2 separate regions of the Homo sapiens genome follow, and region 1 is linked to region 2. A link is a loop called in an ENCODE intact Hi-C map of the cell type or tissue named here. Cell type or tissue: PC-3. All regions are shown on one strand. Each heading gives the region's core, and the rest is flanking DNA. Links, peaks and the distances in the headings are about the cores only.

Region 1 (4,402 bases), core at 316-4,315, 140 kb after region 2:
ATATGACTGTAGGGCAAGGCCCAGTTCCATAAAGGACCCAAATGCATTGAGACTGGTGGCTTAAAAGTTGCTTCATTCTTACGAAGTTATCTTTAAGCCCAGAAGATATTCATTTGATTCACAGAGGACATAAAGAGAAGGCTGAAATGCACTGCCAACTCAAAAGCTTTCATAGGCTAAACTCTACTTTCATTTTCACATATGCAATCATATCCTTTTTTTAGAATCCAAAGCACATATTGTCCATGTAATTAACGTCTGAATTCAGAAATGTGCTTTCAGCTACCAAAGTGATTTTTTGGATCTTGAAAATGATTTAAAAAATTAAAAAGATAACACAAATAGATAAGCCTCTTACCTTTTAAACCAAACATGAAAAAAAAAAAGGTACAATCTCATTTTCAGAAAAAGTCAACCCAGAAGTAATTTTAAAAATGGAAACTTTTTTTTTTTTGAGACAGACTCTCACTCTGTCACCCAGGCTGAAGTGCAGTGGCACGATCTCAGCTCACTGCAACCTCCACCTCCCGGGCTCAAGCAATTCTTATGCCTCAGCCTTCCAAGTAGCTGGGATTATGGGCGCATGTACTACCACAGCTGGCTTTTTTTTTTTTTTGAGACAAAGTCTAGCTCTGTCGCCCAGGCTGGAGTGCAGTGGCACGATCTTGGCTCACTGCAACCTAGCCCTCCCGGGTTCAAGCGATTCTCCTGCCTTAGCCTCCCGAGTAGCTGGGATTACAGGCACTCGCCACCATGCCCAGCTAATTTTTTTTATTTTTAGTAGAGATGGGGTTTCAACATGTTGGGCAGGCTGGTCTTGAAGTCCTGACCTCGTGATCCGCCCGCCTAGGCCTCCCAAAGTGCTGGGATTACAAGCGTGAGCCACCATGCCTGGCCATTTTTGTATTTGTAGTAGAGACAGGGTTTCGCCATGTTGGCCAGGCTGGTCTTGAACTCCTGGCTTCAAGTGGTCTGCCTGCCTCGGCCTCCCAAAGCGCTGGGATTACAGGCATGAGCCACCACACCCAGCCCAAAACAACTAGTTTTTTTATAAAAAGTTTCACCAAGAGATAACTGAATGTGTCTACTTTTATTGTAGGACAAAATCTTGACATCTGCCCCAAAATGACATCTATAACATTGTTCTTAATTTATTTGCACACAGATTAGGCAGCACTGTGACTTATTAAAATGAGACACTTTCTACCACACCACCATAATGTGTCAGCCAGCTAACACTTTAATCAGCTCTTCCTGGACTTTCTGGTGCCATAGCAACCTATTTGTAGCAATGAATTATCTCCTGAAATTCAATACTATTGTTTTATGCCTTTTTAGCAGAAGCTGTACTTTTTTGCAAGTCTGTGTATAAGTTCCCAGATTAATTTCTTGCAATGTTTTTCTACATTTGATTTTTTTTAAGGTCACACAAATACTTTTCTCTACCATTTAAGAAAATGTTTTAGTTTTGTTATTACAAAACTCAACTCAGCCATGGTCTTCTGACTTGCTCAATACAAAAAAAAGACCTGTTTTATATCACTATGGTTTCATTTATATGAAATTTAGAAAAAAGCATCCCTAAACTACAGTGGCAGAGGGTACAAAAGTGGTTCCCTTGGGGTTACCAACTGGAGGGAACAAGAGAGAGCCTGCTGAGTGCTGGAAATGTTCTACATTTTTATCTAAGTGATGGTTATACAAACACAGATACATAAAATATGCATATTTATATGTACATACATATACACATAAAAATAACCAAGTTGTCCTAAGATTTGTATACTTTACTGTAAATAACTTATACCTAAATAAAAAAAGAACAAATCACCTTGCCACCAGCATTCTGAAGTTGCTTATGTAAAGACATCACTTCTTGTTTTAAAGCCTCCTTTTCCTGCTGAGTCACTCGTAGGTCAGATTTCATCCGGGACATTTGCAGGTTTACATTCTGCACGGTGTCTTCTAAATTCTGAACCTGTATTGTGAGAATGATCTTTTACTGCTACACAAACTCTTGTGGTCTCACCTCTAGCATGTTCAGGAATGAATAAGGACAAAAGAACTTTCAAGTCTGTTTGTTTCTCTTTACTAAATCCAGCTTTCTTGTCAGTAGCTCAGTGGAAACCTAGGACAGTAGGTATATTTACAGGATGTTAAATTATATTTAGGACAATGATGAACTATGTCTGGAGCAAGGTATTGCTGATAGTCATCTGGTAGATTACTAAATGGTATCTTACAATACCAATGGGTGCCAACTGGCATCACAAAAGATGGTTTCACTGAATTTTGTAGAAATTGTTTTAGCCTATGATGTTGGACTGTAAAGGACCCTCTTAGTTGCAAATAAAAATATATACTTGTAGAATCCTATTCTAGGCTAGGCATGGTGGCCCACACCAGGAATCCCAGTACTTTAGGAAGCCAAGGCAGGAGGATCGCTTGAGCCCAGGAGTTTCAAACTAGTCTAGGCAAGATGGCAAGACCCCCCATCTCTACCAAAAATAAAAAGCTGAGTGTGGTGGCGTGTGCCTGTAGTCCCAACTACCTGGAAGGCTGAGGTGGGAGAATCCTTTGAGCCCAGGAGTTTGAGGTGGCAGCAAGTGGTGATCCAGCCTGGGATACAAAGAAACCTCACCTTTTTTTTTTTTTTTTCTGGAGACAGAGTCTTGCTCTGTCGCCCAGGCTAGAGTGCAGTGGCACGATCTCGGCTCACTGCAACCTCCGCCTCCCAGGTTCACGCCATTCTCCTGCCTCAGCCTCCCCAGTAGCTGGGACTACAAGCACTTGCCACCGCGCTCGGCTAATTTTTTTGTATTTTTAGTAGAGACGGGGTTTCACTGTGTTAGCCAGGATGGTCTTGATCTCTTGACCTCGTGATCCGCCTGCCTCAGCCTCCCAAAGTGCTGGGATTACAGGCGTGAGTCACCGTGCCTGGCTAAGACCTCACCTCTTAAAGAAGAATCCTATTTTACGCTAATACCGCATATAAATTCCAATTTTAAAAATTTAAATTCATAAAGGGAATGTTGATATAGATCTTCAAAATAGGGCATAAACTGCCTTAGAAGTCCTATCTATAAATTAGGAACAAGCAGTCATTTTTATGCACTATTCTCAAGCCTTCATAATTAATAAACTTTGATGGAAATATTTAAATTATTTTGCTGCAATGTTTGAAATATTATTTAAATCATTTTGTCATACTATATTTACTTTTCTTTTTTTGAGATGGAGTCTCGCTCTGTCGTGCAGGCTGAAGTGTACTAGCATGATCTTGGCTCACTGCATCCTCTGCCTCTTAGGTTCAAACAATTCTCCTGCCTCAGTCTTTGGAGTAGCTGGGACTTAACAGGCACCTGCCACGACACCAGGCTTTTTTTTTTTTTAATTTTTAGTAGAGATGAGGTTTCACCATGTTGGCCAGGCTGATCTCGAACTCCTGACCTCAAGTGATCTGCTCACCTCGGCCTCCCAAAGTGCTGGTGAGCCACCATGCCCAGCCTTGCCACACTATAAACACACATCAAACATTGGTCAAATTGAATCATTTGGAACCCTCTTACGCTACTTCTACCTGGAACACTCTTTTTACCGGGATTTCTGTTGGAAGATCTAGGAGAATACTAACCGTGAAGATGAAACAAGAATTGTCCATGTACCTTTTCCTGAGAAGCCACCAGCTGTGACTTTAAGCTCGCACTCTGATGTTCCCAGGATTTCTGTTCCTGCTTCATCGTCGCAATTCTATGCTCTAAAAGACTTGATTTTGCCAACTGTTTCAGGAAGGGAAAAAGAGGTAAGAGGGCATTTTTGCAAACATAGCTAGCCTTAATTTATATGCCTGCACTTACATTGTCAAGAACAAGTACCATCTATTTATGTAGGGGAGCAGGGCAAGGTCAAAGGAAATGGTCTTCCTGGCTCCAAATCGAGACAAACCAAAGACTGTTTTACACGTCTAATTTTGAGGAGTTGCTTCTTTTTGGAAATTTCCTATTTTTCTTTTCTATTGCCTCATGTTTTGAGGGTGGAAGATGGTAAGCTGGAAGGCCATTAAAAATCTCAAGAGCATACCATAGGAAGAAAACAGAATATCTCTTAAGGCAGGTGGGGAAAAAAGGTGGTGTTTTGGGATTTGCTAAAGAAGATAAAATAGAAAAAAAGTGTTTATCTATGAAATTGATCTCAGATTATTAAACACATAATTTATATTATAACAAAATAGCGGTATAAAGTAGCACTGTGATGTGATAAGAAACATTTTGTATTATCGAGTTTAATAATATAATTAGTAAACAACTAATTTAGACTTCATCAGTCTTGGCTGCAGGAAGTCTGGGGTCACAGAATGCCAAAGAAATGCTGCTCCAGGACACTCTGGAACAACAGACTACCA
Region 2 (4,402 bases), core at 330-4,329:
AGCAGGTTTGTGGGTTCACAAGTATTTATTTTATTAATCTGCTTAATAGCATATATATATATGTTACATGCATTCTTTTGTAGGTATCATATTATGTGATAACATTTTTAAATTTTAAAAGGTCAATAGTGTTTATTTTTTTTCTTTTTGAGACGGAGTCTCACTCTGTCGCCCAGGCTGGAGTGCAGTGGTGCGATCTCGGCTCACTGCAAGCTCCACCTCTGGGATTCACGCCATTCTCCTGCCTCAGCCTCCCGAGTAGCTGAGACTACAGGTGCCCGCCACCACACCCAGCTAATTTTTTTGTGTTTTTAGTAGAGACAGGGTTTCACCATGTTAACCAGGATGGTCTTGATCTCCTGACCTCATGATCCATCCGTCTCGGCCTCCCAAAGTGCTGGGATTACAGGCGTGAGCCACCGCACCCGGCCAATAGCGTTTCTTAAAACCAGCAATTACAGCTAGCAAATATAAGTTTTAAAATATATATACCATTCACAATAGCAAAACAAAACAAAAATCTTTAGTAATTAGCCACCAAAATATAAAGACCTTTCTGGAGAAAAATTCAAAGGTCTATTAAAGACCATAGAGAAAAAATTGTATAAACCAAAGAGATATAATATGATCACAGATGGTATGATTTAATGTTGTGGAGAATTTCATTCTCAACAAATTAGTCAAACTCAGTGCAATTATAATTGAAATTACAATAGGATTTTTGTATATTTTCTACAACTCATATGGAAGAATTAAGTCTTGTTTTGATTTAAGAGTCAGGTTATTTTATTTTTATTTTTATTTTTTTTTGAGACGGAGTCTTGCTCTTGTTGTCCGGGATGGAATGCATGCAATGTCATGATCTCGGCTCACTACAACCTCTGCCTCCCGGGTTCAAGCGATTCTCCTGCTTCAGCCTCCCAAGTAGCTGGGATTACAGGTGCCCGCCATCATGCCCAGCTAATTTTGTTGTGCTTTTAGTAGAGATGGGGTTTCACCATGTTAGCCAGGATGGTCTCGAACTCCTGACCTCAGGTTATCTGCCCGCCTCGGCCTCCGAAAGTGCTGGGATTACAGGTGTGAGCCACTGTGCCCGGCCTTAAGTCAGTTTTTAAGAAGACGATCTGAATTAGAGGGCTCAATACACACTAAAAAGCCATAGCAATGAAAATGGTGAGGTCCTACACAGATACAAGAGCAAAGCTCAGTGGAACTAAACAGTTTAAATACACTCATATATATATGGGAGCCTGGTAGTCAATAGAGGTGGCATCATAAACTGGTGGGAAATAAATGGGTTAATAGTTGGGTTTGGAAAAACAAGTTCACTATTTGAAGAAAGAGCTGGATTTTTACTAAATACTGTAATAGAAGTAATCTCCAGATGGATCAAAGAACTAAATATGCAAGTTAAAACTATAAAGCTAATAGAAGAAAGTGCTGGAGAATATTTTTCTGAACTGAGGTGAAGAAACATTTATTAGACCCTCTAAAATAAACCATGTAGTAAAAAATTGATGCATATTACTACATCAAAATTAAGTATTTGTATTTATCAAATGACTTTATAATCAAAATGAACAGATTGGTAGAAGACATTGACAATGTCAAAGTCAACAAAAGATTACTAAGCAGAACATACAGGAAACTTTTGCAAGTAACCAAAACCTGGTTCCCAATCAGAAAACAGGCAAAGAATATTAATAGACAAGTCACAGAAAGGAAACCTGAATGGCTAATACATTTTTGAAGGGATGTCAAGTCTCACTGATAATTAGATAAATATTAAAACAACAATGAAATACCACTTTACACTCATTAAATAGGCAAAAAGTAGAACATGGAGATAATACCAATGAAAGCTAGGATTTGGGAAAATGGGAACACTCAGGCCCTATTGTTGAAAGTGCAGATTGGAGCAGCCATTCCATGGAGCAGAGGAAATATATAAGGATATTTATTGATAGAGTAATAGTAGCAGGAATTTGGAGACAACTTAGGTGTCCATCACTAGCAGAACAGATACATAAAAATATGGGGAAAAGCATACTCTGGAATACTTTGCAACATCTAAAGGCAATGAACCAAAAGTGCATAGAGTAGCATGAATAGAGTGTTAAAATTTGTACAGAAGTAAGCAGAAAAAAGTGTGAGATTTATAACATGATACTATTTATGCATATTATAATATATATTAAAGTGAATGTGGGTGGGAATGAATAGTTGAGGAATGGGAGTGAGGATCTGGGAAAAATATGATGAAGTAAAGTAGCATGGAGAGATGATGTATGCTGTGATGAAGGGGTATGAATTCTCCTGAGGGCTCAGGAACCTGGTGTGGGGAGGAGGTGAGGTAGAATAAAACCAGCCTTGCTTGCAGTCTTCTATATGATTTACAATATGTACTAGACTCTGTTGTCTTTTTTTTTTTTTATCATTTGTTAGGTTGATCGTTGAAGTGCTATATGGTAATTAGGCTATTGTTTTGATTTTCTTCTCTAACTTGTTACTCAGAACCACTGGCAAACCAGAGTAGGGAACTCCATTGTAAATTACAGAAAGGGACTTTAGGTCTTACCAGCAGATGTCACTGCTCCTTACATTTTGCCAGAAACATTAAAACTGGAAAAGACCAATCAATGCTCCAATAAAACAGATGAGAGATAAAGATTGATAGAGTTGCGGCTTTTGGTTAAAAAAAAAAAAAAGAGTTGAAAACAAACAATGAAAAAAACTTTAAGAGATTACCCTAGTTAGTAAACTGTTGACATTATGAAATGTCAGTGACAAGAAAAAAGTTTTCGCTGACTGAGTCAACAATGACTCCTAAACATGTTTGGACTTGTAACTCTTAACTACCTGAAATTGAAATGCGAAGCTCATTAAGTAGTAAAGGTGGCATCCAAAGTTATTTTATAGTATTTTAGATTAAAGCAACCAAATCCAAAACAAAAAATACATTATAAAATCAAAAGATAAAATGCAAATACATTCAAATTTCAAAACATATATGAGTTAAATAATTCAAATTTCAGTTAGAAAAAGCATAGCAAAAAATTGCAAAGTAAAATAACTTCTAAATGAAATTTCGATTTAGCAATCTTTTTTAGCAGGTCACTTCTATCCTCTTCTCTCTGATAAGTTAACAGCTTTATTCATTTGGGTAAAAGTGTGGGGAAATTTTAAACATTGCCTGAGAAAGTAAGGTGAGGGATAATGAAATTTTAAAAATAATTTTATATTAAAATTAAACTAAGGCCAGGTGTGGTGGCTCATGCCTGCAATTCCAGTACTTTGGGAGGAGGAGGCAGGAAAATTGCTTGGAGACCAGAAGTTTGAGATGAGCCTGAGCAACATAGTGAGACTCTATCTCTACAAAAAGTGAAAGAAAAAAAATCCACAAAGAACTACAGCGCCTGTAGTCCCAGCTATTTGGAGCGGGGCTGAAGTGGGAGGATCACTTGAGCCCTGGCGTTTGAGGCTGCAGTGAGCTATGATTGCACCGCTGCACTCCAGCCTGGGCAACAGAGTGAGACCGTATCTCAAAAAATAAATAAATAGACAAAATTAATTTAAACAAATTTAAAATAGAAGAATTCTTAACTCTGAAATACAGTACAATTATGAATAATAAACAGACCTATAATAAACAACAAATATGAAGACAATTAGCTGGGAAAATGAATAGCTGAATTAACATATTAACTTGATTCTTTAAAAAAACAATTTATATCAAGCTGTAATCAAGCAAACAAAAATATGTTCGTGTATTTAAAAACCATGGTTTAAAAGAGAGAATTAAAAGCTAAATGAATTCAGTTTAAAAGCAATATTGAAGTGCAAGTGTAACCAGTGGTGTGCTGGCAAAATGTTTAAAACTGGTTGGGGAGGAGGGAGGAGGTGAGCCTGATATATATTATTTGCTAATTTTTATGGTGTAAATACTTTTACCATGGCCAATTTCAAGCTACCATGACGTCAACCAACTTGCAAAAATTCCTCAAAATTTAACAACTGTTTTTTGCAACCTCTAATGAGCCAGCTCTAAACTATGTAGCACGCCCAGGAAGTATAATTCACATTAAGACATAGTATAGAGTTCTCTAAGTGACATTAGTTATTTTCTCACCTGTTTTGCTCACTATGAGCATTTGAATTTAAAGTATAAAAATCTGGCAGGAGCTACTTTATTAACATATCTATCTATAAAATAACTAGGTTCTTTATATTAGCTTCTTTACCTTAGGACTTCCAGTTTTTGTTGAGAATGACAATATTTTTCCATTAATTTAAACATGGCTGTATGTAATAACTGTGCAAGTTTTATTTGAGTAATAACACCCAGTTTGCTCTAAGAACCTAGTGAAAATGTCTTGTCACGTGCGATAGATTTGTGTCTATA

What was found. Hi-C counts contacts between places; a loop is a spot of excess contacts. Peaks named below come from ENCODE experiments on the same cell type or tissue, not always from the same donor. Only the 100,000 strongest peaks of a DNase experiment are listed, where the experiment ranks them.
Region 1: a loop joins it to region 2, with 6 times the contacts of the local background. A loop is called at or near these places in 1 of 110 quality-filtered maps.

The regions. Positions count from the first base shown.
Region 1 is chr14:50,739,751-50,744,152 of GRCh38, forward strand. NIN (ninein) reads right to left here. Exons shown (of 31, transcript NM_020921.4): 24 at 3,666-3,779; 25 at 1,832-1,978. LOC124903313 (a long non-coding RNA gene) reads left to right here and starts at 3,714. Exons shown (of 3, transcript XR_007064161.1): 1 at 3,714-3,802; 2 at 4,325-4,402. RefSeq lists an enhancer at 4,152-4,402. In PC-3, for the core only: no CTCF peak of the experiment used is centred there; a DNase peak (open chromatin) is centred at 1,961; H3K4me3 peaks cover 410 bases; H3K27ac peaks cover 2,148 bases.
Region 2 is chr14:50,597,564-50,601,965 of GRCh38, forward strand. The region is part of intron 6 of ATL1 (atlastin GTPase 1); the gene reads left to right. Among named protein-coding and RNA genes, the nearest start is that of ATL1, 40 kb to the left of the region's middle. In PC-3, for the core only: a CTCF peak has its summit at 2,582 (motif pointing right); DNase peaks (open chromatin) are centred at 2,698 and 3,998; H3K4me3 peaks cover 988 bases; H3K27ac peaks cover 1,425 bases.